Linked DNA regions of Homo sapiens: regions 1 and 3 are each linked to region 2. The links are chromatin loops, found by intact Hi-C in ENCODE. Cell type or tissue: PC-9. All regions are shown on one strand. Each heading gives the region's core, and the rest is flanking DNA. Links, peaks and the distances in the headings are about the cores only. Region 1 overlaps MACROD2 (mono-ADP ribosylhydrolase 2). Region 2 overlaps MACROD2 (mono-ADP ribosylhydrolase 2). Region 3 overlaps MACROD2 (mono-ADP ribosylhydrolase 2).

Evidence for each region. Peaks named below come from ENCODE experiments on the same cell type or tissue, not always from the same donor. Only the 100,000 strongest peaks of a DNase experiment are listed, where the experiment ranks them.
Region 1: it touches region 2 in a loop (8-fold over the local background); 2 of 110 quality-filtered maps call a loop at or near these places.
Region 3: a loop joins it to region 2, with 13 times the contacts of the local background. A loop is called at or near these places in 3 of 110 quality-filtered maps.

The regions. Positions count from the first base shown.
Region 1 is chr20:14,957,654-14,967,913 of GRCh38, forward strand. All of the region lies in intron 5 of MACROD2 (mono-ADP ribosylhydrolase 2), which reads left to right. Among named protein-coding and RNA genes, the nearest start is that of MACROD2-AS1, 33 kb to the left of the region's middle. In PC-9, for the core only: no CTCF peak of the experiment used is centred there; a DNase peak (open chromatin) is centred at 5,818; H3K4me3 peaks cover 329 bases; H3K27ac peaks cover 789 bases.
Region 2 is chr20:14,706,074-14,716,333 of GRCh38, forward strand. All of the region lies in intron 5 of MACROD2 (mono-ADP ribosylhydrolase 2), which reads left to right. Among named protein-coding and RNA genes, the nearest start is that of MACROD2-IT1, 160 kb to the left of the region's middle. RefSeq lists an enhancer at 9,271-9,772. In PC-9, for the core only: no CTCF peak of the experiment used is centred there; a DNase peak (open chromatin) is centred at 6,428; H3K27ac peaks cover 479 bases.
Region 3 is chr20:14,770,849-14,781,108 of GRCh38, forward strand. The region is part of intron 5 of MACROD2 (mono-ADP ribosylhydrolase 2); the gene reads left to right. Among named protein-coding and RNA genes, the nearest start is that of MACROD2-AS1, 150 kb to the right of the region's middle. In PC-9, for the core only: no CTCF peak of the experiment used is centred there; a DNase peak (open chromatin) is centred at 5,123.

The DNA of each region.
Region 1 (10,260 bases), core at 913-8,912, 250 kb after region 2:
TGGAAATAGGCAGGAATAGCGAGAATGCCAGGGATTTGCCATGTCTCTACTGTGGGACAGAACCAGTGTGTAGCACTTCTCTGGGTATCGTTTTACATAGAAATAAATGTATTTTAAATTGTTTTGTTTTTGGAGCATTGGATTTGTCATCTACTTAATATCTCCATCCTTGTTATTTTTTACTTTGGTGTGTAATTTTATTGTACTATGCATCTAATATCAATCATCATAAAAGTTTTATTTTTCAATTACTTTTTTATAATAGAAGTTATATTGGCTCATCCTTTGCTTTTCTCTGACCATATTCTATTAGGTTGGTGCAAAAATAATTGCGGTTTTTGCCAACCTAATAATATCCACTCTTGTCTAGTGCTATTTGCAAGGCTTATCCAGCCTCAAACTGAATTCCACAAAGTGGTTTTGGACTAACTAGACCTCTCTGGAGTCTCTTGTTGAAGTTGAAGTTGAATTCACTCACTTATATTTGTCTGTTTCTAATGTGTATGTATTACCTTCTGTATTTCCACACTCACATCAGTCAGAATGCAAAGGATGCAACAAATTTATGTGGTATTAATCAGTATTTTTCTATAAATGACATCAGAAATGTAAGCGGATGGTTTATAAATAACTAGGACTATCTTTTAAGAGTGGGAGCTTCTTGACATTGGCTCAGGACAATTTCCAGAAAGGTCCAGATTTTCAAACATACAAATAAGAATGTTTCCTTTCCGTTCAGATTTCTTCTTCTTGTCCTGCTTCCAGAGATAGATGAGAAGACAAAGGGTTGAACTGGCAGATTCTACTCTAGTTTAAATGGGGGCACCAAGATTTGCATTTTTAAAACAAGTCCTGGCACTCCCATCCAGGCTTATTCCTGTCCAAGGGCCAAGGTTGTTTTCTTTGGCACTGCATTCACCCTTAGAGCTTCTGGAAGATCCGCTGATTAGCCCGGTTCTACTCTTGCATGTTCCCCATGTCCAGATTCTATCCCTCAGGTACCCCAAATCAGTATGTAACCTATTCCTAATCAGAAATCTCAAGCTTTGCCCTGTAGGCCATTTCTCCTGATTTTTCCATGCTCATTCTAAACAGCAGTAGTTCTCACATTTAAGCATGCATCAGAGTCACCTATAGGGCTTGTTAAAACACAGATAACTGGGCCCCACCCTTAGATTTCAGATCAGGTAGGCTTGGGGTGGGGCTTGAAAATTTGCATTTCTAACACACTCCCAGGTTGTTGATGCTGCTAGTCTGGGGACCATACCTAAGAACACTGCAAAATGTTTCTTTTCTTCATTTCAAGCCCCACCAAACTGAGACTGATTATGTAGGTGTTGGCCTAGTTGCCCTCTAAATGATCTTTATTTATCTAAATAGCTGCTTGCAACATGTAAAAATTCAAAAGGTGAAAAGTATATAAGAATTTTCAGCAGGGATTCTTCTGGTGCCCCTGAATTCTTTTTGTTGTTGTTGTTGGTTTGTTTGTTTGTTTGAGACGGAGTTTCGCTCTTGTTGCCCAGGCTGGAGTGCAGTAGCGCAATCTCGGCTCACTGCAACCTCCACCTCTAGGGTTCAAGAGATTCTCCTGCCTCAGCCTCCTGAGTAGCTAGGATTACAGGCATGTGCCACCATGCCTGGCCAATTTTGTATTTTTAGTAGAGACGGGTTTCGCCATGTTGGTCAGGCTTGTCTTGAACTCTTGACCTCAGGTGATCCACCCACCTCAGCCCCACAAAGTGCTGGGATTACAGGCATGAGCCGCCGCACCCAACTGTCCCTGAATTCTTCCCACCATTCCTGCCAGCTCCTCTTTCCCATCCAGTCCTCTGTCCCACTACCTTTATTTCTTCTTTTTCCCTCCCTCCCCAAATACAAGCAAACCAACCAACAAAAACCCAGAACACACATAGGCTGGAACACAAGGGGATAACATGCCTTGAATTGCAATGCCATAAAGATGTACAACTCTAGGGACGGGATGGCGTCCACACAGAAGCAATGTGAACAATGCCCCCTGGAGTTGTACAACGTGGGGCCTTGTTGAGCAGTACTGTTTCGCAACACATAGTAGCAAGAATCCTCTTTGTAAGCCCTATTCCATCTGCCTGGTTGGTTTTGGCAGGATGGCTGACTAACCCACTAGTGGGAATCCACAGCTAGGATAGACCCTCCAGCTCTTTGGCTGGCTTCTAAAAGGCCACGACTTTAGAAAACCCATCTGTAATACCTGATTTACCACAAGAGGTAGCCTTAGGCCTAGATCAGTCTAGACACTTGTCAGCAGCCCCACCTTCAGTGAGAAGGACTCAGAAAACACTGTCTCATTGGTTTACTCATGGGGAATCTTCCTGGTCCCACCCAAGGAAATGCCTCCTGTACAAATTCTCTTCCCAAAGAGACTAACAGCAAGAGAATCCCAGAAGGGGTCAAAACTCAAGGGGTCATATTCCTGATTCCTTATATTCCTGATTCAGTTTAAATCAACCCCTCAATTTACACATCAATCTGTCTAATCCCTCTACAGCCCTTTGGCTCTTCTCCACACCCTTGGCTGGGAAACTTTCTTCTTCCCTCCTCAGCCAGTTCACACCCTTCATTATTCAGCACATGTTGAAATGAGCATCATCGGAGCTACCACTCCCTGGATGCTTCGTCATATCACTGGGAGAGAAGGTGGAGAATGTTCCCCCAGCAGAAAGCTCCCACACCATCCTGTGTGCAGACTTCCCAGGGGGAGGTCTGTGCTGTATATCTTGTTTTGAAATGTAATGACTTAGTATTTTCCACTGAATTCCCTTGCCTGGTCAGCTTCCACAGCATATCTGTGCTATAGACAATAATGAAAAGAGGGTTTTCGTATGTTTTTTCTTTTATTATATGGAGGATTAATATGCTGCAATGCATCTACCATATTGTGTGCCTTTTTCACAAACATTTTTATTAGAAAGATCAATTCTCAGCCTAGATCCAACTATGATACTTTTAAAATCCTGTCATTATCTCCCCTCTGCTAACGAATTCAGGGGAAGAACAGGTTTCTGGTTTCTCATTATTTCTAGGGGTAGAATTCCACATCAAATATAGAAAAGCATCTTATACATGGAACTTTTTTTTTTCCTTTGGAAGGGGGGCTTCTTCTGTGACACTATCCACACACTTTTTTAGTGACTTCTTTTTCATCAATTAATTCAGATTGTCTGAAGACTAGAAATTGGGGCTTTGGCAAGGGTGAACAGCGATTAAAATATATATCTCCGCTCACATTTCTGCCCACATGGTTCTTTTTCTGAGAGAGTGGTTAGGAACAGTGCTAGTCTTGCTAAAACTGCTGAGTTTCATTTCACACTAATAACACCTGGCATCTTTATGTGCTAAGGATAAATTAAGCACTCAGTGAACACAGGGTAGACATGGGTTTTGCTATGATGTAGCTTATTCTGCACTCATTATATAGAGAGAGAAATCTGTGTTGTGAAAATGTGTGTGTAGGCATGTATGCAACATTGCAAAAAATATTAATAGCTCTGGCCATTTTGCTGATTTTAGATAAAGGTAGCACTATCATATATTCCGATTAGTTATTAATAGAAATACTGAGAATATTAGAGGTGAAATGGCCCTTAAAAATCATGTAGTCCAAAAATCTCATTTTACAGACTGAAGAAATTGAGAACCAGGGTGATTATTTTCAGGAATTATAGAATATATTCTGTGAATTTAGGCAGAATCAAAATAGAACTCAAAGATTTAATACCCATTCCAGGGCACTTTCTACCATACCACGCTGTTCCTCAAATAATAAATAAATTATTCAAATACACGAACATTATGTCATTTTTACAGAATTCTAAGTTGTGTGTTTTTTGGGTTGTTGTTTTGTTTTGTTTTTGAGACAGGGTTTTGCTCTGCCACCAAGGCTGGAGTGCAGTGGCGCAATCACAGCTCACTGCAGCCTAGACCTCCTGGGCTCAAACGATATCGCCCACGGCCCCTCAACTCCCCATCCCACTTCGGCCTCCCAAAGTGCAAGGATTACAGGTGTGAGTCACTGCGCCAGCCTAAGTTAGGTGTTTAAATGATTCTAAGACACACATTCTTTCACATTTTGAAAATATTTTATTTTGAATTTTTAGACTTACAGAAAAGTTGCAAAAATAATTCAAAGAGTTTAAAAAATATACACCTCTCTCATCCCACTCCTTCTAATGGTAATATCTTAGAAAACCATATGACAATTATCAAGAACAAGAAATTAACAATTATACAATATCAATAACTAAACTTCAGACCTTATTTGAATTTTGCCAGTTTTTCTACTAACCTTTTTGTTTGTTTGTTTTTGAGACGGAGTCTCACTCTCGCTCAGACTGGAGTGCAGTGGTACCATCTGGGCTCACTGCAACCTCTGCTTCCCAGTTTCAAGCAATCCTCCCACGTTGGCCTCCCGAGTAGCCAGGACTACAGGCGTGTGCCACCACACCCAGCTAGTGACCTTTTTGTTGTTGTTGTTCTAGGATCTCACATTACATTTATTTGTTCTTAATCTCTTCCAGCCTATAACTGGTTCTCAGTCTTTTCTTAGCTTTTGTGACTTGGCACTTTTGAAGAGTACTCCTCAGTTATTTCTGTACAATGTCCCTCAATTTGACATTTTTTTCTAGAGAGAGAATCTCACGCTGTCACCCAGGCTGGAGTACATTGGCTCAATCATAGCTCACTGCATCCTTGACCTCCTGGGCTCAAGTGATCCTCCCATCTCAGCCTCTCAAGTACACACACATATATATAGTATTTATATATATATATAGTATTTATATATAGTTATGTTTGTTTTGTTTCTGAGACAGAATTTTGCTCTCTCTCTCTCTCTTTCTCTCTCTCTCTCTTTCTCTCTGTCTCTATATATATGTGTATGAAAAGTTACGCTATAACAAGTGTGGAAATACCAAGCAAATAAAAGTCTGTAAAAAGAATACCTCCTCTTCCTCTTTTCTTCCTCCTCCTCTTCTTCCTTTTCTTCATTACTTCTTCCTTCTTATCTTTCTTATTCTCTTCTTTTTTTTCTTTTTATTCTAACCTTTCTTTCTTCTTTTCCTTTTCCTCCTCTCCCTCCTCACCAATGCTCTTTCTCTCGTCTGTCCACTTTCCTCTCTCCATATTTCACCTACTAAAATAGTATTTATTTGGTCCACATTCCCGTAAAATTGCTGTTGTTTGGGGAAAAAAAACTCTAAGGAAACTCAGAAAGCTGTGTTACCCAAATCATTTACAATTTGAGTTGGTTGGAGAATATGCCATGGAGAAAGCCTGTTCGGAGATGATTAGCATGCCAGTCCAATGTCTTTTCCTACTTAAATTTTTAAGATAGTTTAGGACTCCGATAACTATTATGTCTTAGCTAGTGGTTATTCAGAAATAAAATAAAAAAACTGTACCATACTTTTTTTCACCAAGTAGAATTAGCTCAGAGCACAGTGCATTGGGTGTCTGGGCTTCTGGTAGGTGAGGCTGGGATGTGCAGGTAGAGATTATTGAGTACCGTAGTAGTACAGCAGCATCCAAGTTTAAATTTGAGGGTGGGTGTCAGCTTAGAAAATCTGAGTGCTTGCAAGGGCTGAGAATTTCTCCAGCCTTTCCTGCAGCTGTCAGAAGTGCCCTGTTTTGCCCTTCCCTCACACCTCCTCCCAATAATTCTATTACTCAGGGGAAGGAGACCTGGGAGGGTGAAATGACTCATTATTCTATTAGACAATGGGACGCTTGGGTTTTGACTAAGGCTGCTCAGACTGCCAGAGTCCCGACCTCCATGGCAATCCAGAGGCACAGGAAATCTGAGATTTAAAGTTGTGAACTCAGTATTGACATGAAAAATGCCACTTGTGTTGTGCTGAAACAGGTATGCTGATTATGTAACAGCTTCCAACACATTCCCTGCCGGTGGTGGGTTTTGATTGACATTTTATGAGCCTTATTACTCTTGAAAACAATACTGAAAATGCCATGACAAGCTCAGGATGGAAATATGAACACACGATCCTCTTCCTGCTGAACTAGAAAATAGCTTTTCGAAATTCTTGGAAGAAAGTGGAAAGTTCTTCATGTAGATTCATAATGATCAATCTCTTTTTGTTTCTTGGGAGGAGAAGGATCCTCAAATCTTATAGCAATTTAGCATGGTCTAGTCCCCAGAACTTTTCTTTGGGCTTCTTACAACTTACAAATAAATGTTGACTTCTAAAGTAGAGAGGGAAATGCATAGGATATCAATGGCTTGATAAATATTTACAGCAATAAATTACAGTTTTTTGCATTCATAGTAATTCCTTGGTAGAGGGAGTTTATTGTTTAAACAATATAGAGATGGAAATGCAGCAGAAATTCAGATTTTTTTCTGTGTTTTTTTTTCTTCTCTGTATAAGGTGATTTTTTTTCTTCTCTGTATAACAAATTTTCAAAGTAGAATGGAGGTTCAAGAATGTCAATGAAATATAAATGGTATGGTGCATTTGCTTTCATTGAATTGTTGGCTCTCCTTAAGTATATTAGGATAGCAAACTCTCTGAATTAGGATTTCAACCTCTTCGATTTCCTTCTGATTTTGTGTAACTAAAATATATAAATGAGACTGCACACAGGCCGGGCGCGGTGGCTCACGCCTGTAATCCCAGCACTTTGGGAGGCCGAGGAGGGCAGATCACGAGGTCAGGAGATCGAGACCATCCTGGCTAACACGGTGAAACCCCGTCTCTACTAAAAATACAAAAAAATTAGCCGGGCGTGGTGGCGGGCACCTGTAGTCCTAGCTACTCAGGAGGCTGAGGCAGAAGAATGGCGTGAATCTGGGAGGTGGAGCTTGCAGTGAGCCGAGATCGCGCCACTGCACTTCAGCCTGGGCGACAGAGCAAGACTCCATCTCAAAAAAATAAAAAAAATAAAAAAAAAATAAAGAGAGACTGCACGCACACTAGCATCCCTGGATTCCAAATACCTATCTGCTTTGTTATAAAATTAATAGTAATAATAGCAGCAACAATGGAAATAGTAGCTAGATTTATTGAGTTCATATTGTTTTTAACTTGTGAACCCAAGCAGTCCCATAGCCACTGTGCTATACTTTAGTGTTATTTTTAAAAATCACGCTCAACTAAAAATGGGAAGCCCAGGCAGCTGGTTTGGTGTCACTTCTCTGCTAAGATGAATGCCCTCTGCACCCTCAAGTGGTGAAGCAGGTATAGGCGGAATACATACAGAATGAAAAACTGTATTTGTGAAACACTTTGAAGGAAAGGTGTTGTGAAAATTGTGTTTTGTTAAGTATTGAGGGATATGGAATTAGAAATAATAGTACAGTTGAGACAGAAAGATCATTTTTCTGAAGCACATGTTTAGTGTCGGCAAAGGTTAAGCTGTTTTTGATGAACCTGTTTTCATGTGAAAATTACTATAAATGGTCAGCAGATACTTGCTTTTAAGGAGCCTACTTCTGATTGGTCAGCCAGATAAGCGTGTATGTGGTGATTGTTAAGAAGCAGCTGGTGTCAGTTTAAAAGAATGATGTTCTATCCTCTTCCGTCTTGACCAGTCTGAGAACAGTAACATCAATATTTGAAGTTATATATTCAATATTCATTACAATATTCTGAAACTAGTTGTTCATGGAAATATATCGGTAACTTAACACAATTCCAAATGCCATTTTTTATAGTTATACTTTTTTGCTGTTTCTTAAAATGATATTACTAGATCCATATTCTAATTGTTTCCAACCTAGGGACGGCTAAAAGTTATTTTTTTTTCTTTTTTTTTTTTTTTTTTTTTTTTTGAGACGGAGTCTCTCTCAGTCCCCCAGGCTGGAGTGTAGTGGCCCGATCTCGGCTCACTGCAAGCTCCGCCTCCCGGGTTCACGCCATTCTCCTGACTCAGCCTCCCTAGTAACTGGGGCTATAGGCGCCCGCCACTATGCCCAGCTAATTTTTTTTTTTTTTGTATTTTTAGTAGAGACGCGGTTTCACTGTGTTAGCCAGGATGGTCTCGATCTCCTGACCTCGTGATCCACCCGTCTCGGCCTTCCAAAGTGCTGGGATTACGGGCGTGAGCCACCGCACCTGGCCTTAATATATATTTTTATAACTTCATCATAGAGGTGATAAATTTTATCCAGTATAAAACAGTGCATTTTAAAAATCTCATTTTGCTTCAACAACATACAGTAACTGGAAGCATGGCTACTGCTATCTTATTTAAACAAGTATAAATAACCAAAATCTACAGAGCAAATTATGGTGCAGTTGAAAAATATGACTACTTTTCAGTGGGGTATGTTTATATGAATATTCAAGGAGATGACAAATATTTACATTTTTCATTCCTCATTATTAAGAACTTGAGAAAACTAACGAGTATTTATTACTCCTGAAGTGAAAGATAATGAGACAAAATCCTGAAGACATTTCTCTTTTGGATAACTGTGGTTTTAAACTCCATAAGCAATAAAGCCACTGTCAATGGAATTATTTTAGATGTTATCTTTTGACGATGGATTATGTTTTTTCTTGTCTTTTTAATATTAATTTACATTTAGTTATGTCATATAGTAAAGCATGCTAATCTTAAGCATATGTACTTGTGTAACCACCTCCGATGAAGATATGGAACATGCCTATAATCCCAGCACTTTGGGAGGCTGAGGCAGGGGGAGCGTTTGAGCCCAGGAGTTTGACACCAGCCTGGACAGCATAGTGAGACTCCATTTCTACGAAGAATAAAAAAGTCATTAAAGCATGGTGGTGCATGCCTGTAGACCCAGCTACTCAGGAGGCTGAGGTGAGAGGATTGCTTGAGGCCAGGTTGTCAAGGGTGCAGTGAGCTGTGATTGTGTCACTGCACTCCAGCCTGGGCAACAGAGCAAGAACCTGTCTTCAGATGCTTCTTCATCACCCTTCTCATTTCATCCTCTCTTCCCGTACAAAGCAGCCATTCTTCTGAGCTCTGTCATCATCCATTAGTTTTGCCTGTTCTTGAACTTCATGTAAATAGATTCATACTATATGTTCTCTTTTGCATCTAGACTCTTGCTCAACAAGACATTTTGAAGTAATCTATGTTGTTGCATATACAAACAATTCATTTTTTACACTACCATGTAGTATGCCATTGTATGTACAGGCATTTTTTTATCACTGTTGTGCCAATGGGTATTTGAATTTTTCCTATTCATAATTTAACAATTATGTATAAAGCTGCTATGAACATTCTTGAAGCTGTCTTTTCATGAGCAATTACATTCACATTTCTCTGAAATATATACAGGAATTGAATTGTTTAAACAAATAATTTATGGTATGTGTGTAATAGTGGATATGTATTGATGGGTGTGTACTGATATTTCAATGTGGTTTTAATTTGCATTTCCTTGAAAAGAATGACATTGAATACTTTTTCATGTTCTTATCAGCCATTTGAATCTTTTTTTGTAAATGCTTCAAGTCTTTGCTGATTTTAAAATCAATTTCTTTCTAAATGATTTTTGTTAGTTTTGTTTGTTTGTTTGTTTTGAGACGGAGTCTCTCTCTGACACCCAGGCTGGAGTGCAATGGTGCCATCTCTGCTCACTGCAACCTCCACCTCCCTGGATCAAGCAATTCACCTGCCTCAGCCTCCTGAGTAGCTGGGATTACAGGTATTTTTAGTAGAGACGGGGTCTCACCATGTTGGCCAGACTGGTCTCGAATTCCTGAACTCAGGCAATCCGCCCGCCTCGGCCTCCCAAAGTGCTAAGATTACAGGCGTGAGCCACCGTGCCTGGCCGGTAGTTTTGTTTGTTTGTTTGTTTTTGTTTTTTTTGAATGCTTTGGATTTGAGTCCATCATCAGATATAGACTGTGAATATTATTTCTCAGTCTGTGTCTTGCCACTTCACTCTCTTAGTGTCAACTTTTGATGAACAGAAACTCTACAAATTAGACTTAAATGTAATTTTTTAAATGATTAATGATTGTTTCCTGTTTAAGTAAACTTGCCTATTCCATTTCTTATTTTCTTATTTATCCAATTCTCTTCCATGCTAGTGCTTTTGAGTTCTATGTGAGAAGTCTGCCAATTTACTTCATATTTTCTTAAGCAAAATATTTTGAACAAAACTTAGCTTTCCTAATGACTCAGGGTCCTCATTTTTAATAGTAATTACTACTGTCCAATAAATTTTATATAACCTACCCGATAGTGTTGTTACCAGGATAAGGAAGATATGTATGAAAA
Region 2 (10,260 bases), core at 1,531-9,530:
GAGAGGCCAAGGCGGGTGGATCATGAGGTCAAGAGATCGATACCATCCTGGCCAACATGATGAAACCCCGTCTCTACTAAAAATACAAAAATTAGCTGGGTGTGGTGGCACACACCTGTAGTCCCAGCTACTGTGGAGGCTGAGGCAGGAGAATCACCTGAACGCAGGAGGTGGAGGTTGCAGTGAGCAGAGATGATGCCACTGCACTCCAGCCTGGTGACAGAGCAAGATTCTATATTAAAAAAAAAAAAAAAATTGGTAGAAGAATTCAAGTGAGTGAAACTGAGAGTTTATGGTTTTCTCCAGCAAATCAGTGAGTGTTTTCCCTGAACATGGATGCTTTGGCTCTGGTCTTCACACTCTGTGAGATGAGGACCAGCCCTTGTGGCCTCTGACTTCCAAGACTTCAGTACCTGAGGGTATTATTACATATTTTATGAGTTTAAAAATTGAGGAAACTTTTTTCCCCTCCAACAGTGAAACATTCTATTTATCATTTGTTGAACCTGTCTAGTGAGTACTGATTTTGTAGAATACTTCCCCAAAAGCTGATTTTCCAGATTCAGTTCTTTTCAAACTGCAACCAGCCCGGCTGGGCAGACAGCCCTCTCCTTTTGCTCCGCTTTATTCTTCCTGAATTGACTTTATCACTGTCCCTCCAGCCATTTCCAGGATTCATCACAGATTATCTCTGCTTGTTGGCAGAAAGCAAGCACCGCCGAGACTGAAGGGCACAATTGCCGAAAGGTTCTTCTTTCAGTTCAGTCCTCATTCTAATTTTTAACTTATTTGGTGCTGCTGTGGAAAAGCTGTTTGCCTGAAATATGGTAAATAAATAAATAATATCCTACATATGGAGTCCATAAAATAGGATGCAGAAAGCTAGGAGCTCAAATTTAGATCCAAGGCAGTAATTCTCCTTGCTTCTTTTTCCGCTTCCCTTCTTAGCCTCCCTTTTCTCCTTAAATGATCAGGCTGAATGGGGTTGTCAGGATTGAAAGAACAGGATCCCAGATTTTATAAAATTGTTTACTCCTCTCTGTTTGAAATGTGTAACTTTGCAGAATTGAGTGTAATTCCAGTCATCTCCTAAAAGGCTGGGATGATGGCCAGGGCGAATGGGCTTCCTGACCTTTTCTGTGTGGAGAGGCTTCACGGAGGAGCACTGAGGGCAGAAGACACAGAGCCAGTCTTCCATGGAGGCGACCCATAGCAGCGGGATCCAGCAATGTGTGAAGTCATGCTGGTTTTACATATGAACCAATTTGAATAGAATCCTTCATTTTTTTTACATAAATATTACATCTTAACCTTTTCATAGAAGAGCCTCGGTTTTCTTTCCAAAGGTATAAAGGCGAGGTCTGTGTTTCCATAAGCAGAGAACATTTATCCTCTGTCCTGCCTCCCTCTAGAACAAAATCCATTGCTGTCTTAATTTCCAGTTTTGATTGTAGCTCTCAGTGTGAGACCTCCCAGTGCTGTAGAGTGTGTTTCCTCTATGAGGCTCACTCACCACAGGCATAAAGATCGGGGTGAATTTCCCAGCCGCCTACATCCGGGAATCTCTCATTCGGACTCAGCAAGATCATTTTTATTTTTGACCAGAACCTTATAAATAAATCACAAATATATAAATGTGATAGGGAAGGCGCCCATCACAACTATTTGTTCAAACAAATCCTGGGCCCAAAGAAGGAGTGAAAAATTAACTTCCTATCACTTTATTTTAGTAGTTCATACTGACAGCAAATATTTAATTATCCATTATTTTGAATTCCACATTAAAATAATACTCATAAGGTTTGGATTAATAGAAAATACTCATATTTATAATAGTTAGAGCTTTCCAGATACATAGAGGCAATATAGTCTAGTGCTTGGTAATTCCCTAGAGTTGGAAACCTTGGTTTAAACCTGGCCTTTACATCAAACAAGCTATGTGTGCATAGGAAACTCTGAGCTCTTTGTTTCAGTTCTCTCATCTGTAAAAGAGACACAACAATAGTGACTAACTCACAGGATTGTTCTAAGGATAATATGAGATGATGTGTAACACATACAATACCTAAAACTTGGTAAGCACTGTTAACATTAACTAGTAATAGCATTTCAGTCTCTTTTCTGTTCATTACGACATTTAATCTTCCTGATAACCTCTTATTATAATATACACTGTGGTAGACTAACTTTGCTTTAAAGGGCCAGATAGTAAATATGTTCAGCTTTGCCAGCTGTATGGTTTCACTTATAAACACTCAACTCTGCCAGTATAGTTCGAAAGAAGCCAAAGGCAATGTAAATGTAAGGGTGTGTCTGTGTTCCAATAAAACTTTGTTTACAAAACTAGGTGTCAAATGAGATTTGACCTGGGGACTGTAGTTTGCTGATTCTTGACAACTCTCTACTTGCTGTTACAAATAAGAACATGAAAGCAGCTTGGTTAGGAGATTGACTGTGAGAACATTGCTACTTAGTGGTATATTTCAAAGTAATATCCATTTTTTTAAAACTTATTTCAGGGCTTTTCTGCACAACTTTTTGTTTGTTTGTTGCTTTTATTTTGAGACTGAGTCTAGCTCTGTCACCCAGGCTGGAGTGCAGTGGCACGATCTCTGCTCAATGCAACCTCCCCCTCCCACGTTCAAGCGATTCTCCTGCCTCAGCCTCCCGAGTAGCTGGGATTACAGGTGCCCGCCACCATGCCCAGCTAATTTTTTTGTATTTTTAGTAGAGACGGTGTTTCACTTTGTTGGCCAGGCTGGTCTCGAACTCCTGACCTCGTGATCCACCCACCTCGGCCTCCCAAAGTGCTGGAATTACAGGTGTGAGCCACCGTGCCTGACCTGAACACCTGTTTTTGATGGCAATTTCTTATCTAGTGATCATCTGCAATGTCTGAGATATAGACTTATGTACATCATTGGTTAGAGTGTGGGTTGATGTGAGCAGTCTTCTTTGACTTTGTTTTATAGCCAAGAGTTCAGCTTTAAATACTGAGCAAACTTCCTGCCAGCATGGATTTTGGTTAGAAAAAGAAATGGGCAAAAGTAGATGCCTGTTTCAATCCTGACTGAGGAACAAATGTAGCACCTCAAAGCATTTCTTTATACTTATACATTTCTTTAGGTTTTTTATATAACACTAAAATACTTACTTTTTTTTTTCAGTCAAAAATATATTCCTGAGTTCTAAATCTTTAATTTGGGGGACATGGATCAAAATTTTGAAATTTTGGTTGTAAAAGACACCTAGAGGGGCACGAAGTCTGTGGCTTGTGCAAAATCTTTTACACATGCTTCAAGGATGCACACACATATACAAACACACACTCTCACACACTCACATAAGGTAAGGAGGGTGTTTGGGTGTATAAAAGCAAACAGTAGAAGCTGCCTCAAACCACTGTATCCAGTATATATCCTGATCCAACATATATGTATTTAGATTCAAATTTAATAGGTCTGGCGTCAAATTTCTGAACCCATCACAAAGTAGAAGCAATAAATACAAAAAAGGCATATTGTTCATAAAGCGTGACTGGCTGTAGCAAGAGATGACAGCTGACCTTTGGATACTAAACTAGCCATAAAACTGAAAAATCATGCCATGATACCTTGTTGAATCACTTCTTAAGTAAAGGTTAACTTACATACATTACATTCTGATTGTTTAAACAGAAACAAGTGTAGTATCTTTTAGGATTAGGTCATTTTAAATTTATTCTGACAATTAGAAGTTTTGATTCTTCAATTTGTTAAATTGAGTTTTCTGGAAAATGTACCTCTTTCTGAAGTTGAAGTTGGATAAATGTAGCAATTCCACATGTTCATCAATGTGTTACAGCCTAAAATTCATCTTTTAAATGAGAATATTAATTTCATGTTTATAAACATATTTTCTAATTGATCAACTGTATTTATTTTTATTTATATATTTCTCCATGCAAAATAGAAATAGCTCTTTACTCAGATGAGTGATACTGAATCTAATATAAAAGCAAATTTGTATAGAAGAAATCCAGGGACAGCAGCGGTCAGAAGATAATTCACAACTTGATGAGGTAAACTACCTTGAATACCCCTGAGAATGAGAGAGTAAGCAAGGAGACCTCGAGTGGCCAAAGCAGAGATTTCAGTTATATTTACTGGACAAAATGGACACCATAATCAACAGGGAAACACAGGATGTACTTTGGGTGAGTGGTAAAGTTCTGCCCATATGAAGGCATACTCCCATTTATTTGCTCAGTCTTGGCCTGGTGACAGGCAACAAATATTGAATAAGACCCTTTAAATGAATTTTCAAAAAATGAAGTTTAGTGATTTAAATAGCATTTAAAAAAATCAAATTCATAGTAAGGGTGCAGTAAATATTTGGTTTACAGTTTCATCTTGCATACTGTGGAAAGACGATGAGCATGGAACTTGTTATCACCACGTAGAATTCCTAAAATAATTGTTTCAATAAATACGGAATAGTAGCTCAGGTTTCAGATTTTTACATGTTATTGACTGAGCCTCCCTTTGGGGAAAATTTAAAAGTTAAAAGATCTCTTTTAAGATGATTCAGAAATGCAAGGTTTATTTAACATCTTCCTCATTGCCATATTGTGTTCTGTTGTTTTCCTCATATCATGTAACTTATTATCATTTTTTATTACTTAGTTTCATTTTTACTTCCTTTACCTACTCACTCATTAATTCTTACTGCCAGTATTTTAAAACCTTTCTGCAAAAAAACACATGCAACTGCACTGGGTCAGTGTTTCTCCTGATTGATAATCCACTTTCCACCTCCACATCTAAGTATACAATCATTGATAAAAATGAAGCCCCCATGGACTCTTCTCCTGAGAGATCTCATTCTTCCTGCTTATCAGCTTCTGCCCTCTGTCTGAGGGATTCCATATTGGCATCTCCGAAATGGAGATATTTTCCTATCAGGTGTATTGGAGTTAAAATTGAGAGAGAACATGCAATCATTTTTATCTTTTCCTGAATCATATGCAAGTTTAGCACCAGGTCGAAAATTCAAGCTTAGACTTGTTTGTGCTCTAAAGATTGAGAAAGTTGCTCAGATTGCTCTGGAGTGGGTCATGAGTTTTCTTCCTGGATTTTTGTTCAACACAGATAGCCATCTTTGATTTATTGGAACCTCTTGCTAGAGCATAGTTATAACTCCCAGAGAATCCTTTTGAAGTCAATTTCAGCTTTTTCATATTCAAGGAAAAGAGGAATAAATCATGTATCCATTTTTGATCTGTAGTTTTTCAGGAATCATTCTCAATGTTGTTGAAGAAGTTAGAAAAGCCCAAGCTAATCACTGTATCATATAGGTTTTCCGAAGGCAAGGTGTAGAAATTTTTAGTGTTGTTTAAGCAACCCATTTATTTTGAAGTATTGAAATGTTATTAATCCTAAAGACCAGGTGATAGTTTATATATTCTTGAAGGCTTTAAAAATATAATTAGCCTCTCTGTTACAAATTGAGTCCACATTCATCTTGGGGCTAATTTATTTCCTTTACAAAACTAACGAGTGTTTGTCTACAGGATCAGTGAACTAAATCTAAATGGGGGCCAAACCTTCAACTTCACCCTCTGGCAACTCTTTTTCCCATTTTCAGAACTCTTCCAAATCCCCCGCCCCAGCCCCAGTATTTCCAATTGACTTATAGAAACAGTTGCATTGTTCTTTTGCCCAAATCCCAAGCATTCCCCAGAGAGCTGTTTTCACTTTCTTTAGAGCACTTACAGTTTATCTCTGTAAGAGAATAGTTTTGAGTTTGGCACTTAGTCTGTTTCTTTTTCATTCTAATAGGAATCGCCTTAGAGCTAGCTAAGTCCCTGTTAGTCAGCTTCTTAAGTGCTGACCAGACTTCTTCCATCTGTATAGAACACTCACTTTTTCACATCAGAGGTTTAATGAAACTAGAAAAGAAAACTCTTTAAAATAACAATAATAATGAAAATCTCTAATAGATTCAGGCAACTTTACATATATCTTTTCAAGATTGGGTCAATTTTGCAAAAATTTTGAGGGTTTTATTTTTTAATATGGCCTCAGGTTAGAGTCACACAAATCAGTTAAAAAATATATTTCTTTGAGTTGGAAATACACACTTATTTCATCCCTGTACTTCTATATAGGGGAGTTATTTTTAATGAGAAAAATTTATAGCTGACTGCCAATGACACATAAAAATTAGTATGCATTATTAAAAATAAATTAAGGCAGAAAGCAGCCAAAGTGGACTTTGTTCTAGAGTCTTGGTAAACAGCCAACAGCAGTGCTCACTTGTCTTCATGTGACATTAAATAGTGCCCGTCTAAAAAGTGATTAATAGATACCGCGGGTTGGAACAGGCTGGCATTCGTCTGTTTCTTACAGCTCCTGATACACGTTGAATGCCCTGCATACCTATAGTTCTTAAGGGAATAGTCACTGTTGAGACATTTAGAGAAGCTGATATCAGATGAGGGCAATCTTGTTTTGGCTATTTTACCACATCTCAAGTATACAAAGTCTACATATAAACATTACGTAATGCCTTCAGACATTGCACTGATTCAAATAGATTTTAATGAGAAAGGCCAACTTTTCCTGTTTCTTGGTCATTCAGAGACTTTTAGGGAGCTTGAATTGTCAGTATCTCCTAATCTCTCAACTATTTTTTTCTTTTGATTTTTAATCTCACTCAGTTAGACTGTTGGGAAGAGAATACAATAGGAGGATTAATGGCTCAGAGCAGAAATGTTTGCTTGTTGGACAATAGGAAGGGAATTTGGTAGAAGTTCTTACCCTTCCTGTTTACATTCAGTAATGTTGCTGGTATATTGAAAAGACTGTCAATAGTGGGTATATATTTTTTTCAACAGTAATTTCCAACATCTTGTTGTTAGGTGTTCATCAAAATAAGAAAGACGGAGAAAGAAGAAAACAGAGACAAAAAGAAAAAAGATAATGGATTTGAGAAGTCAAGTCAATTCAGTCACAATATGGGAGTAAAGGACAGATTAAAAGAAGTTTCTTGTGTGAGTGTGTGTGTGTGAATGAGTGTGAAAATGCGTGCATGGGTACATGTGCCTTAGAGTAGAGGTAATTGGAAGACTTGAGGAGAAATTACTCACTTTTCTTTTAATACCAATGACCAGACAGCTTGCCAGGTGCTCACTCAGATTTGTATCATATCTTTACATACTGTCTTCTGGATAGGTACAACTATCCCCATTTTTCAGATGAGGACACAGAATCTTAGAGAAATGAAGAACTAGATCAAGATCTGTTTGAACGTAAGTGGTTGAGTCAGGATTTGAATACAGGCTTTTTGTTTTTATCACTCCAGAGTCTCTTTTTTCTTCCTTGGTAAATCCAGACTTATCACTGGAGATTCTGGTTCAAAATTACTCTGGCAGTTTTACCACCTAATATATGTTACTCCAAGAATTTTCCAAGTCTGATTAAATAGATTAGGTGGAGTCCTCCGAAACCCTTTCCTGATTTCCTGGGCCAAGGTAAAGCATATCTCAGAGCAAATTTTAAACAGTACTTTGTCATTGAAGACCTAACTATATATGAAGCATTGTGTAGGTGCTGAGAAAGGCACAGAAAAATATACAATAGGGCACTTGCCACCAGTGCCTTATTAATTAGATAAAGAGATAAAACATACACCTGTGAAAAGCTAAAAAAATTACTATTATCAATTGACAATTTGGCATAGCAAAACAAGGCATGATTAATTGCCAGATAACACAAAATGCATGTGGTAGAATTTGAGAGATCTGTAATTGGACTTCAGTGGCCTGATAATTCTTAATGGAAGCGGTTTAAGCTGGAGGGAAAGGATGGGCAGGATTTAGACAGGGAGAACAGAGGTGGGAGATGAATTCAGGCCTTAACAAAAGTGTAAAGAAGAGCAGGACAGCAGGAGGCTGGGTTGAAGGACATAAACAACAGGAAGGTAAGTAAACTACTTTGGACAAAGTGGGGCTCTGCATAGATAGGAAGTGGAAAAGCAACCTCAAAAATAGGTTGGGCTCAGGTTTTCAATCCTGAGTGCCAGCATAGACTGAGCCTGTTGCCATGGGTACGTGGAAAATGACAGAGTCAGTATTGCACTTTGAGAAGATTATTCAGGAGGCAGGGTGCAGGATAGAGGACGAGTGTCTACAAATAAAGAGTGAGGCAACACATATGTCCATCCTGCATTGGGCCACACCAAGAACCTACCATGTGCACCTCTCACCACCCACTGGCGCTCAGACTGCTGCACACAGTAGCCCCCAACTCATCTACCCAGATCCACTTTTGTCCCCATCCACTCTGTTCTCCACAGTTTCAGCCAGAGTGATCTTTACAAAACATAAATTATTGTCACCTCCTGCAAAAGATTTCAACGTGACCCATAAATATATTCTTATTTTTTCCTCCATGTCCTATCCCTCAACATGACCTACAAGACCTGGCCTCTGCCTTCTCTTCGGTCTCATCCTTCACCCTGCTCACTCTTGTTTTCTAGGCATGGTGGTCTTTTTAAAAACTGTGTCTCATTCTTTGTGTTCAACATGCCCCCTCTCATGATAGGGACTTTGCTGTTTCCTCTTCCTGGCATTCTCTTCTTTCCCCTCATTGTCTTGTCAACTCCTACTTATCCTTCACATCAACACACTCTAATTTCAAGACCTCCTTGACTAGGTCAGATCCCCTTATAGAAGGGTCTCACAGCTCCAAGTAACTATCTCTCCTTTGCAGCTTTTATTACATGTGCGGTTTCACCACTTATCTAATAGTTAATTCATGTTTCTTTTCCGCAGTGTCCACAGTGTTTTTGTTCTTTATTTAATTCAAGAATCTAGCTCTTAGTGGACTCTCAATAAATATAATATAGTGGAAACAAAATAATATGTGGTTAAAATGTAAGGTGTTGTATTAGTCCATTCTCATGCTGCTAATAAAGACATACCTGAGACTGGGTAATTTATAAAGGAAAGAGGTTTCATTGTCTCACAGTTCAGCATGGCTGGGGAGGCCTCAGGAAACTTACAATCATGGCAGAAGGGAAAGCAAACACATTATGCTTCTCATGGTGGCGGCAAGAAGAATGAGAGCTGAGCGAAGGGGGAAGCCTCTTATAAAACCATCAGATCTCATGAGGACTTACTATCACAATAATAGCATGCAGAAAACTGTCTCCATGATTCAATTACCTCCCACTGGGTCCCTCTCACCATAGGTGGGGATTATGGGAACTACAGTTCAAGATGAGATTTGGGTGGGGACACAGCCAAACCATATCAGATGTTATAAAAATTTCTATATTTGAAGGCCTCAGCTATTGGCAACATTACTTAATTTTAAATACATTTGGCACTGATTTTAAAAAAGTGTTACATAGTATTGGAATTATTTTCAGAGGGCTGAAGAATCCTTCATACCTTGGAGAGTGAGTGAGCACTCTTTAGCAGGCCTCTTGTGCTTCCAACCTAAATGCAGGCAAACGTCCTGTTGGTATGTAAAGCTGCCACCCAAATGCAGAGAACCTCTAGAGTGCATGCTGTTCTCATTCAAACTGTCCCATCTGTTCAGACATGGTCAAGCTCTCTGAGCCCTGGGAGAACGAAAACAGGCCAGGATTACCAGTTTTTACAGATTTTAACGTGAGGCTTAGGGTCTGTGGGCTAAAAGGTTGATTGTAGTTTTTAAGTTAAACATCAACAGGGGCTGAAAAGACCCTAAAATTACATTTGGGAGTCATACAAAGACAATACAGCTCCAACTGCATTACTCGGGACCTTTTTGCTGCTGAAACAGAAAAAATGATAATTAACCAATCAGGATGAAATGTCAATTTGAGAGGAAGGTAATGTGAAATTTTCCTAAATCATCTAAACACCAAAAAATCTGTTACATCTGATTTCCAACCTGCTCTGTTGCTATGAAAACTTACTCTCCACTCAGCTCTCTGAACGCTACATATTCATGCAATTATAATTCTTTCTGAAAGATGGACTCTGTAATGATATGAAGGCGTTTTCCTTCAGTCTGCCTAGAGTTTTTCCAGAGCCACTTAATAAGAGCCATGCTCTTTTGGAATTATTTTGCTTTATCCACATTTTTCTTCATGATCCAAATAAAAGATAGTTTTTTAAATGTGAGGTGGCAGTTGTCTTGGGATATATCTCTATGGCATTTGCTAAATTAAAGCTCATCTTTTCAAGCCCAGTCTTTATTTTGTTTTCCTATAGTTTGCTGGCAAAAT
Region 3 (10,260 bases), core at 893-8,892, 64 kb after region 2:
GGCTCCAGTGCCATACAAATATGTGTCACATATGCTACATTATATTTTCATATTTACCAAAGATGTTATGATGGTTAATTTTCTGTGTCAACTTGACTAGATCATAGGGTGCCCAGATATTTGGTTAAATGTTAACTCTTGGTGGCTTTATGATGGTGTTTCTGGATGAGATTAGCATTGGAATCAGCAGACTGCATAAAGCTGATTGCCCTCTCCAATATGGGAGGGCATTGTCTGATTGACTGAGGGCCTGAATAGAACAAAAATGTAGAGGAAGGGAGAATTCACTCTTTCTGCCTGATGGCTTGAGCTGGAACATCAGTCTTCTCCTGTTTTGACTGGTACTAGACTTATATCATCAGCCCTCCAGTTCTCAGAACTACACTACTAGCTTCCTGGGTCTCTAGTTTGTAAATGGCAGATGGAGTTTTTTAACCTCCATAATTACGGTAGCCAATTTCTATTGGCTTTGCTTCTATGGAGAACCATAACACAGATTTGATGAATGAAAATGCTCATTTAAAATGAAAGGAAACTTCAAACACCATATTATAATTATAACTATAAAGTAGGTAATATATTTTTAATAGAAGAACAAAAACACCCAAAGAATTTTATTTTCACAAATAGCTTGTAAAGAGGTTTAAAATTTTAATTTGTATTTTTTTCTCTTTTTGTTAATATGTGTGTGACACATTTTGTATGAATGTCACAATATACCATACCCTAAAATACATCATTTTTGTGCCACTGGTTAATTTAATATTTCTTTTCTTTGTAATATTTATCCAAAAATACACACACACACACACACACACACACATATATATATATATTTAAACATATATGTTTATACTTATCCTATACACACACACGTTATACTTATCCTACACACACACACACACACACACACACATACACATATGGTGTATATATGTATGTGTATATATATATGTATATGTATGTGTGTTTGTGTGTGTGTAGGATAAGTAATTCTTTTTTTCTTTTTTGTATGTAACCCATAAAATAATTAGAACGTGCAAACTCACTCTGTGTTTTCAAAGGTCCAATTCATTATCACCTCACACCTTTTCAGGAAAGACAGTTATCAAAAGCATCTCAAATTTAGGCTTTCACTGTGTAATGTCAAAGTTCAAAAAGCAGGAAAAGAAATTTATGCTTACAAACATCTCATGGTGCATGACATTTTAAAAAGCGTCCGCCATCCTAGAAAGAGACAATAAATGTTTTTACACTTTAATCTTTAGACTGTTAAAAATTTTCACACTAATTTCCTTTCACAGGCCTAAAAATGTACTTTTCCCCCTCTACCATTTTTTCCCTTATTTATATCATTTTATGTTGGCCTCTTTCTTTTCACTTTCTTCCATTCTTTTATCTCTTTCATTTTTCTCCTTCTAATAACTTTTTATCCATACTAATAATATAGATGAAGATAGTATATGTGTATTAGTTCATTTTCACACAGCTGATAAAGACATACCCGAGACTGGGAAGTTTATATAAGAAAGAGGTTTAACTGGACTTACAGTTTCATGGGGCCAGGGAAGCCTCACAATCATGGTGGAAGGCAAGAAGGACCAAGTCACATGTTATGTGGATGGCAGCAGGCAAAGAGAGAGCTTGTGCAGGGAAACTCCCGTTTTTAAAACCATCAGATCTCCTGAGACTCACTCACTATCATGAGAAAAGCATGGGAAAGACCTGCCCCCGTGATTCAGTCATCTTCCACTGAGTCCCTCCCATAACACGTGGGAATTATGGGAGCTACAAGATGAGATTTCGGTGGGGACACAGAGCCAAACCATAGCAGTACACAAAAGGTGTTGCTAAAGATTTTTAAACATAAATTGACAATACTTTTAATGACAGTGAGTCAGTGCTATTTTTCAAGAATAAAAAGAGAAGCAATGCCAGATTTCCCCCAGTGACATAAAAGAGAAAAGTAGTTATTCCAGAAAAGATTGTATTCCAGTTTCTGGTAAAAGAAAAACTGACTAAAAAGTGGCTTAAACAATTTTTTCTCTTTCTTCATATAACAAGTCCAAAGGTAGGCAATTTCTGGTATTACTTTAGCAACTCCAAGACATCAGGGTCGAGGTCAGTATGATTCTCCTGACTTTTCCATCTAGTGGTGAAGTGGTTGTTTCAGCTTCAGCCATCACACCCACATTCAAGGTAGGATGAAAGAAATCACATTTATCAGGACAGAAAAATGGCGCTAGAAATCCCCTGCAAATTTCTATATGAGCTCACTGCCTCACCCATGCTGCAGGGCCAATTCTAGCTGCACAAAAGACTGAGCAGTATATTTTTGCCACTAAAATTGCCAACTGAATAATAAATCAGGTTTCCCTTAAAAGAAAATGAAAACTGAATATCTGATAGATGTATTACTAGATATTTCTATGCAATAAATTCTCCCAAAATCTAGTGGTAAGAAGCAACAAACATTTACTATCAAGCAGTTTCTTTTTCTTTTTGAACCCTTTGACCAACATCTCATTTCCCCTATTTCCCAGCCCCTGGTAACCACCTTTTCACTCTCTGCTTACTTGAGTTTGAGTTTTTAGACTTCACATATAAATGAAATCATATATTTGTCTTTCTCTGTCTAATTTCTTTCACTTAGCATAATGTCCTGCAGGTTCTTTCATGTTGTCATGTTATCACAAATGGGAGGATTTTCTTTATTATGGCCAAATAATATTCTATTATGTATACATATATAAATGGATATAGAAAATAGGATGTGTATATATGTCACATTTGCCTCTTTCATCACAATATGCCTCAAGTGATAGAGTGACTCACCAAAGGGCTTAACTCACATCTAATATATAGTTGACTTCATTGTACAGTAAGTCTGACATCAAGTATGGTGCCTGTTTTAATTTGCTAGGGCTGCCATAATAAAGTACCACAAACTGAATGGCTTAAAGAACAGAAAATCATTCTCACCCATATTAATGTGCACACAGATTGAAGTGTCCTTATGTGATGTAGCTATACTTACTTTTTGGTGTCAAACATCTTAATGTCTTTTTTAAAACTATGAGTCAGTGAGAACTACCACCTGATAGGAAAGCATATTTAGATTCTTTTTCAAACAAATCTCATTGGGTCTAATATATAATAGTTTTACAGATTGTATGTCTTATCTTTATAATATACATTTACTTGATTACTGGTGTTTTTATCCCAAAGTTACAGTTCTGTTTGTTATCATTTGATATTATCATAGAGGAATAGCCTTTAAAGACCTTGGAAGTAGAGTATTACTGCAAGGTTTGAAAGAAAAACGGCAGCATTAAAGAGTGTCAGCTCTTATATGTATATGCTTTTTAGGAACATAAACTTAGAACATTAAAACTCTTAGGTCATACTTGTCAATAAATGATTTTTTTCTCAACAGTACTTTATAACCTTTTAGAAATTTGCCAACAGGTGACAATACTCCCTAACAGTCTGCTAGAAGTGTCAGAGCTCAGGATATCTGCTTTTTAATTGCCATATTCAAGGTCTAATTATTTTCTCTATATTGGGGTAAGAGAACTGTAATGAGGAAGTAAAATCATTAAACACCAGTGAGTAAGGGAACAGAGTCTTCTTGAATTCTGATGTGAATTAGCTTCCCCAGCAGAGCTTTGGCTGTGGATAATTTCTATCTGAATGTCTCCTTCTCAGTTATTTGAGAGGACACATAAAATATAAAGGAAGACTGCTCAACTCTTGTGGTCTTTAAAGAGAAGGGAAGACAATGGATTAAAAGGCTATTATTACATCTAGACTTATAGACTGTTAATACTTAAGAGTTTATTAACCTCAAAGTGTCAAAATGTTCTATAAATGAGTAAGATACTATGTAAATCAGGCTACACATATGATAAAAGTTGTCATTAGAATAAGTGGCCTAGAAATATATAATACTACACAGTTTTCATACTTTTTGAATTCATAGAATTTAGACACTCAGATTCCTTTAAAACCAATTTTGCTGCTTTATTTATTATTTATCATATTGCCTTTCACAGTTATTCTTTTCTGTAATTCTCAGCTGTTTTAGAAAACTACCACAATTACCAAACTGTCTCAAAAGCAAAATTTGTTGCTGTAGCTACTAGAAGGCTAAGAAATCACAAACATTTGATTCTGTAAGAGTCTATGTGTGTGCCTGAGTGTATCTCATGCATGGTTTTATGATAAAGCATGCTAAATAAATTGTTTATATTTGTGTTTGTGTGTATATGTTTACCACTTATGAAAAGAACATACCCAATGGCAGAGATTGAATTAAGTGCTTTCTGCATGATCTCATTTTTCCTTATGACAATTCTTGAATGAAGGTATTGTACACATTTATTAGCTAACGCGGTGGGCTTAGCAAGTGGCTGTATTAGTCCATTTGTCTTGCTGTAAAGGAATACCTGAGGCGGGGTAATTTATTTTAAAAACAGGTTTATTTTGGCTCATGGTTCTGTAGACTGTATAAGAAGCATAGTGGTGGCATCTGTTTCTGGTGAGGGCTTGTAGAAGCTTACAATCATGGCAGATGGGGAAGGAGAGCAGGTATTTGACATGATGAGAGAGGAAGCAAGAGAAAGAGAGGGAGTACCATATTCTTTTTTAACAACCAATTCCCACGTGAACTAGCACAGCAAGAACTCACTCATTACTGAGGGGAGGACATCAAGCTATTCATGAGGGATTCACCCCCATGTCTCTAACACCTCCCACCAGGTCACACCATCAACACTGGGGGTCACATTTCAACATGCGATTTGGAGGGGACAAACATCCAAACTACATCAGTGGTTTAGCTGGGATATGAACCTAGGTCTGCCTGTCTCTAGAGACCATTCATGTAAGTACATAGAAACCATATTCTTCCTTGCCACTAGAAAAAACCCTCTAGCAATTTTTGCCAATGTTGATTATAAAAAATTTTATATGGACCCATAAAGAAAAGAGCAAATTTTGAGCCTCTCTGGGAACTGTGAAAAAAAAAGATCTGTCCTCATATCAACCTTTGACAATTCAAAGAGCAAACAGAAGATTGGGTTACTTCTGTGATCACACTGATAATTCCAGCAGGCAAATCTTAGTCACAACAAGTCCCTGGAGTCCAGCCAATCTGGCTGCTTTGATGCTAGGCTCAGTAGAACTGAACCAAATGTGCGTGGGAAAGAGAAGAACCAGATATTGCCATGACTGCTCATCAGTCAGGATTTCAGAGACTGAAGAATGCAGACTGAACAAACCTGAACCCATACAGGAAAAATGAACATAGTAGGAGCAAACCATCGCCCTCTCATACAGCATAGGGAGGGATTTTCTGGAGCCAAAGAGTGGGTTTGGGGTTTCGTAGTCCAAAGTCTGGACTCAAGGGAACCTCAGATAACCAGTAAAAATGATCATCCATATCTTGGGTCTCCTAACAACTTGACATGAGTAGTTTAATATGTTGAAACTTCAGTTTCCACCCTTGCAAAATGAAAGTTATATTGTTCTCTTCCAAGGCTGTTGGTGAGGTTGAATGAGATAAGGTTGATGAAAGGAACCTCAATACAGTGCCTGATACACAATAATGACAATAATTATATCATAATCACAGTCATAATCACAATAATGCCCTTTCTAGCCACATATGGCAGAGACATTGGTGCAGTGGTCCTCAAACATACGGGTCAGATTTGTCGCTCAAGTCTGTGATCTAATGACATGATGAACCCATTAGATGCCTCCCTATCATCTGGATATTGTTCCTTGCTTTTTCCAAGATCTTTTTGAAGATGACAATATATTTTCATAATATTTCACTATTTTAAAAGCTTTCTGTTGAGCATAATATACATATTGGAATGTGCAAGTATCAGTTATACTGCTTGATGAAATTTTACCAGCTGGATGTTTTTGTAGCCAGTACCCAGTTGAGAAACAGAACACTTTCTCCAGTCACTATCCTCCCGCAATGAAGTGTACCTTGGGCTAATAGATAAGTTTTGCCTATTTTCCAAATTTAAATAAATAGAGCCATATACTCTGTATATGTTTACACCTCACTTCTTTTAGTCAAGATAATGGTTGTGAGATTCATAGATTCATTCATGTTTTGCATGTAGTCATGCTTTGTTCTTTTTTATTGCTATGTAATATTCTATTGTGTGACTATACCACAATTTATCCATTTTCCTATTGACGGGCATTTGATTAGCTTCCAGTTTGGGGATATTATGAATAGAGATTCTATAAATATTCTTGCACATGTCTTTAGTGTACAAATGGAAGCATTCTTGCATGCCTAGGTTTGGGACTGCTAGGTCATAGTATGCATATGTTTAGCATCTTTTCGAAAGCAAGGGTATCATTTTACATTTCCACCAGCTGTGTACTGGGTTGTTTTCAATGATTATTGTGTGTTAGGAATCATTCTTCCTGCATCACGGTTATTTTTAAAGCATCCACCTGAGAAAAATGCAGCTCTACTAAGGGCTGGTTCTTGTGGACATTAGATCCCACCAAGATGGCTGAGAGCAGGACGTGCCCTATGATATGTGTATGTGTTAGAGGCTGGAAAGCTATCAGAACCATGTACCTCTGCTGCTGTTTTATGGCTTCATATATTTTGGTGGCAGTCCTTAACAGCTGTGGATTTATTTTTCTAATGTTTGCTTGGAAACTGAAATGAGTTTGAAAGCAGCCCGATTCATATAGACCACACAAGTAAGAAGAAGCATATTAGATAACACAAATATGGGCTAGAGTGGCGCCAGAGAACAAAAAAGAAACAACTAATGATTAGGTAACTAGTGGACCCAGGCATGAAATTTAGTAATATGCTGTTTAAACATAAAAGGCTAAGAAAAACTTGTTTGAAATTGTAGAAGTGTCTGACAGCTAGTGTAAGGAATGTGTGAGTTTCCACGCTGACATCCTCCCATACCAACAGCAGTTTCAACTTATCAGGTGGCCTTCAATTTTAGCAATGAGGAGAAAAATGGGTAATAAATATGAGATCTTGTGTTAATTCAAACCATTCACAAATCTCTTTATTTTAGGGAAAGTCACGCTAAAACCACAAACCAGCAGGAAGAAGTAAAACTTTCAATAATGGGTTGAGCATCGACTGAGCTTGAGGCCTGACACGCTGCATTCCCATTTTATCCTCAAGCCAGGCCAGTTGTGTGTTTTCACCAACATGTTTCCCACAGATTGGTCCCAGAGATGCTAAGTCACTTGTCCCAAGTTCCAAAAGTTTGTGAATGACAGAGCCATTTTCAAATTGAGGTTGAGCTGATTCCTCACTGCTTCATGTTGCGAGAGAGAAGTAATAGGGAAGTAGTATGATTTGGCAGTAAACAGCAGGCAAACTATAAAACATTATCTGATGGACGACACAAACGCTCTTTACATCTCTGTCATTGCGCCCTGTCCGGTAGGAGCAGCTGAATGCCATTTGGCTCTTTCACCTTCTGCTATCTCAGGAAGGCAAGCTGAGCTTAGACAACTCCGTGCCTTTGTTGTCCCCTCACCTCATGTCTGTATTCATCTCTGTTCCCTTATGTTGTAATTTTCTAACCTTTTCCCCTCCCATCCAGTGGCCTTATCTGAAAAATGAATCCTCAAGTTGTCCACAGCTCTTCACTAAGACCCGGTCTAGATCCAAAATGAATTCAGAAGGCTCTCAGCCAGCGGGGCAATGTGTGGAATTTATGGTAGTTTGGGGGCGTAATCTTAGTGCAGACAAGTTTCCTTTGCCTTGTTGGAATCACATCGGAGCCATCAAATTATATTGCTTCTCAAGATGCAGTTAAAGTGATTTGGGATGTGCTCCTCTGGCTCTCCCACTTGAAGAGCTTTACTGTGAAGCTTGAGCTTAAGGTAGAGATGAGCTGGTAGGCCCAGGTGAGGAAAGTGGTTAGATTCCTTGTGACATCTGGAATCAGTACTTGACTGATAGAGTTGGACAGTACTTTCATGATCAAGCATTCCAAACACCTCATTTAATGAGGGAAGCTCCAAAAGTCAAATCCAAGAATGCCAAGTTAGGGAGGAGTAAGAGCTAGAATAAAAATCTCTCAATGCATGGTACAGTCCTCTTTGCTTTTTTAAAAAAGTTATTGTAATCTCACAGATGAGTAAAATTAAGCAAAATGAAGCTAGCTGGTTTAACAAACTTCATTGTAGCATCAACCAAAAATGTGTGAGTCAGCATTAAATTGGGCCAGATTTGGGGTGGGAGAAAAAAATGGTCAGATTTCTTCCACCAAAAGGCATCATTAGATGTCTTCATTCCAAGCTCAGAGTGTACATACAGCAATTTGCTGCTCACAGCACGTCCACAGCAAATTATTTCCCTTCGTCAATCAGAATTGTGGTCGTCTAATTTGCCATTCTCAATACTAGTCACGCTTTCACTCTGTGTAAAAATTCAGATTTTCTTCTCTCTTCTTAGACACATGGCACCTTTTACCTGCAAAAGGTAATTGCAGTGACTGTATTGACATGTAATGATATATTCACGAGCTAATCACATTTGCATTTCCTCCGCTTGCTACTGAAAAGCTGCAAAGGAGTCCCTGTCATCATGTGTAGGTCCTCTTCCAGCCCAGCATTCACAGCAGGCTGGCAACACCAGGCATTCAGTCAGCAGGTCATAATGACTCTACCGCTTTCTATTATTCAAAATGGAATTTAACTGGGAACTTCATATTGTATTGTACACTTAACCCAGTTTTCTTATTTGTTATAGGTTTATATTGTTAAGCAGTATGGTAAAAATAAAATTCTATTTACCAAATTCTCCTTAACAGATGGAATGTTTAATAGGCCAATAAATAATAGGTTTTAAAATAACTTACTAATCTTTATATTCTCCGTATTCTTAATATCCTTCTTATCTACTCCAGACCTTTTATTTTAAAACTTTAGAATATCTTAAATAATTACCAGTCAATATTTATTACATCATTATATTCTGCATTTAGCTTTATTGCTTATATTTTAACAAATGTAATAAAGACAATGGCATATGCAGCTTGTAGTTTGTTGCTATGAGCCAGGCCCTGTGTTAAGCAATTAGAGGATCTAAGTGAGTCCTCACCTTAACTGTGTGAAGTAGATATCACTGTCCTCTTTTTACAGATGAAGAAACTGAGGTTCAGAGAGGTTGAATCACTCTTTCAATGCCACACTTAAAAAAGTGGTCAAACCAGGAGTGATGGCGAGTGCCTATAGTCCCAGCAACTCAAAAGGCTGAGGTGAAAGGGTCACTTGATACCGGGAATTCGAGTCCAGTTTGGGCAACTTAAGAGACCTTGTTTCAAAAAAGCAAAAACAAAAATAAGTGGTCAAATTAGGATTTATAATCAGAACTATCTGACATTAAAGTGCTCTTAAAAGTGAAAACACGACTGGGCGCAGTGGCTCACACCTGTAATCCCAGCACTTTGAGAGGCCGAGGCAGGCGGATCACCTGAGGTCAGGGGTTCGAGAGCAGCCTGACCAACATGGAAAAACGCCATCTCTACAAAAAATACAAACTTAGTCGGGCGTGGTGACGCATGCCGGTAATCCCAGCTACTCGGGAGGCTGAGGCAGGAGAATCGCTTGAACCTGGGAGGCGGAGGTTGCAGTGAGCAGAGAGCACTCCATTGCACTCCAGCCTGGGCAACAAGAGTGAAACTCCGTCTCAAAAAAAAAAAAAAAAAGTGAAAACTCATTATTCTGCTTTTGAAATGGAGTGACCTTTCTTCCTTGTTCCATATTCACATGGACCATTTCATCCACAGGAAAAGAAGAGGAAATTATAAATACCATGATTCATAATTTAATTACTAGTGAATTGATAGATAGTAATGAAACAAAAGTATGAGATAACAGAGAGGAATGAGAGTGGTATTAGTCAGTCAAAATCTATTCAGATGCCAGCAATGGACCGTTTTCACAAAATCTAGGATCTTTATAAAAACTTTTTTAAAGATAGCTGAACTTTATTGATTCAAATACTAAAACTTTTACAAAGAAACTTTTTTAGTTTTATTTTATTTTTAATTGACAAATAGTAATTTTATTTAAGGGGCATACAGTGATATTTTGATACATGTATATATTGTGGAATGATCAAATCACAGAACTAGCATATCTATCACTTCAAATATTTATGATATTTTTGTGGTAAGAACATTAAACATCGTCTCTGTTTGCTGTTTTGAAATATACAATACATTACTATTGACT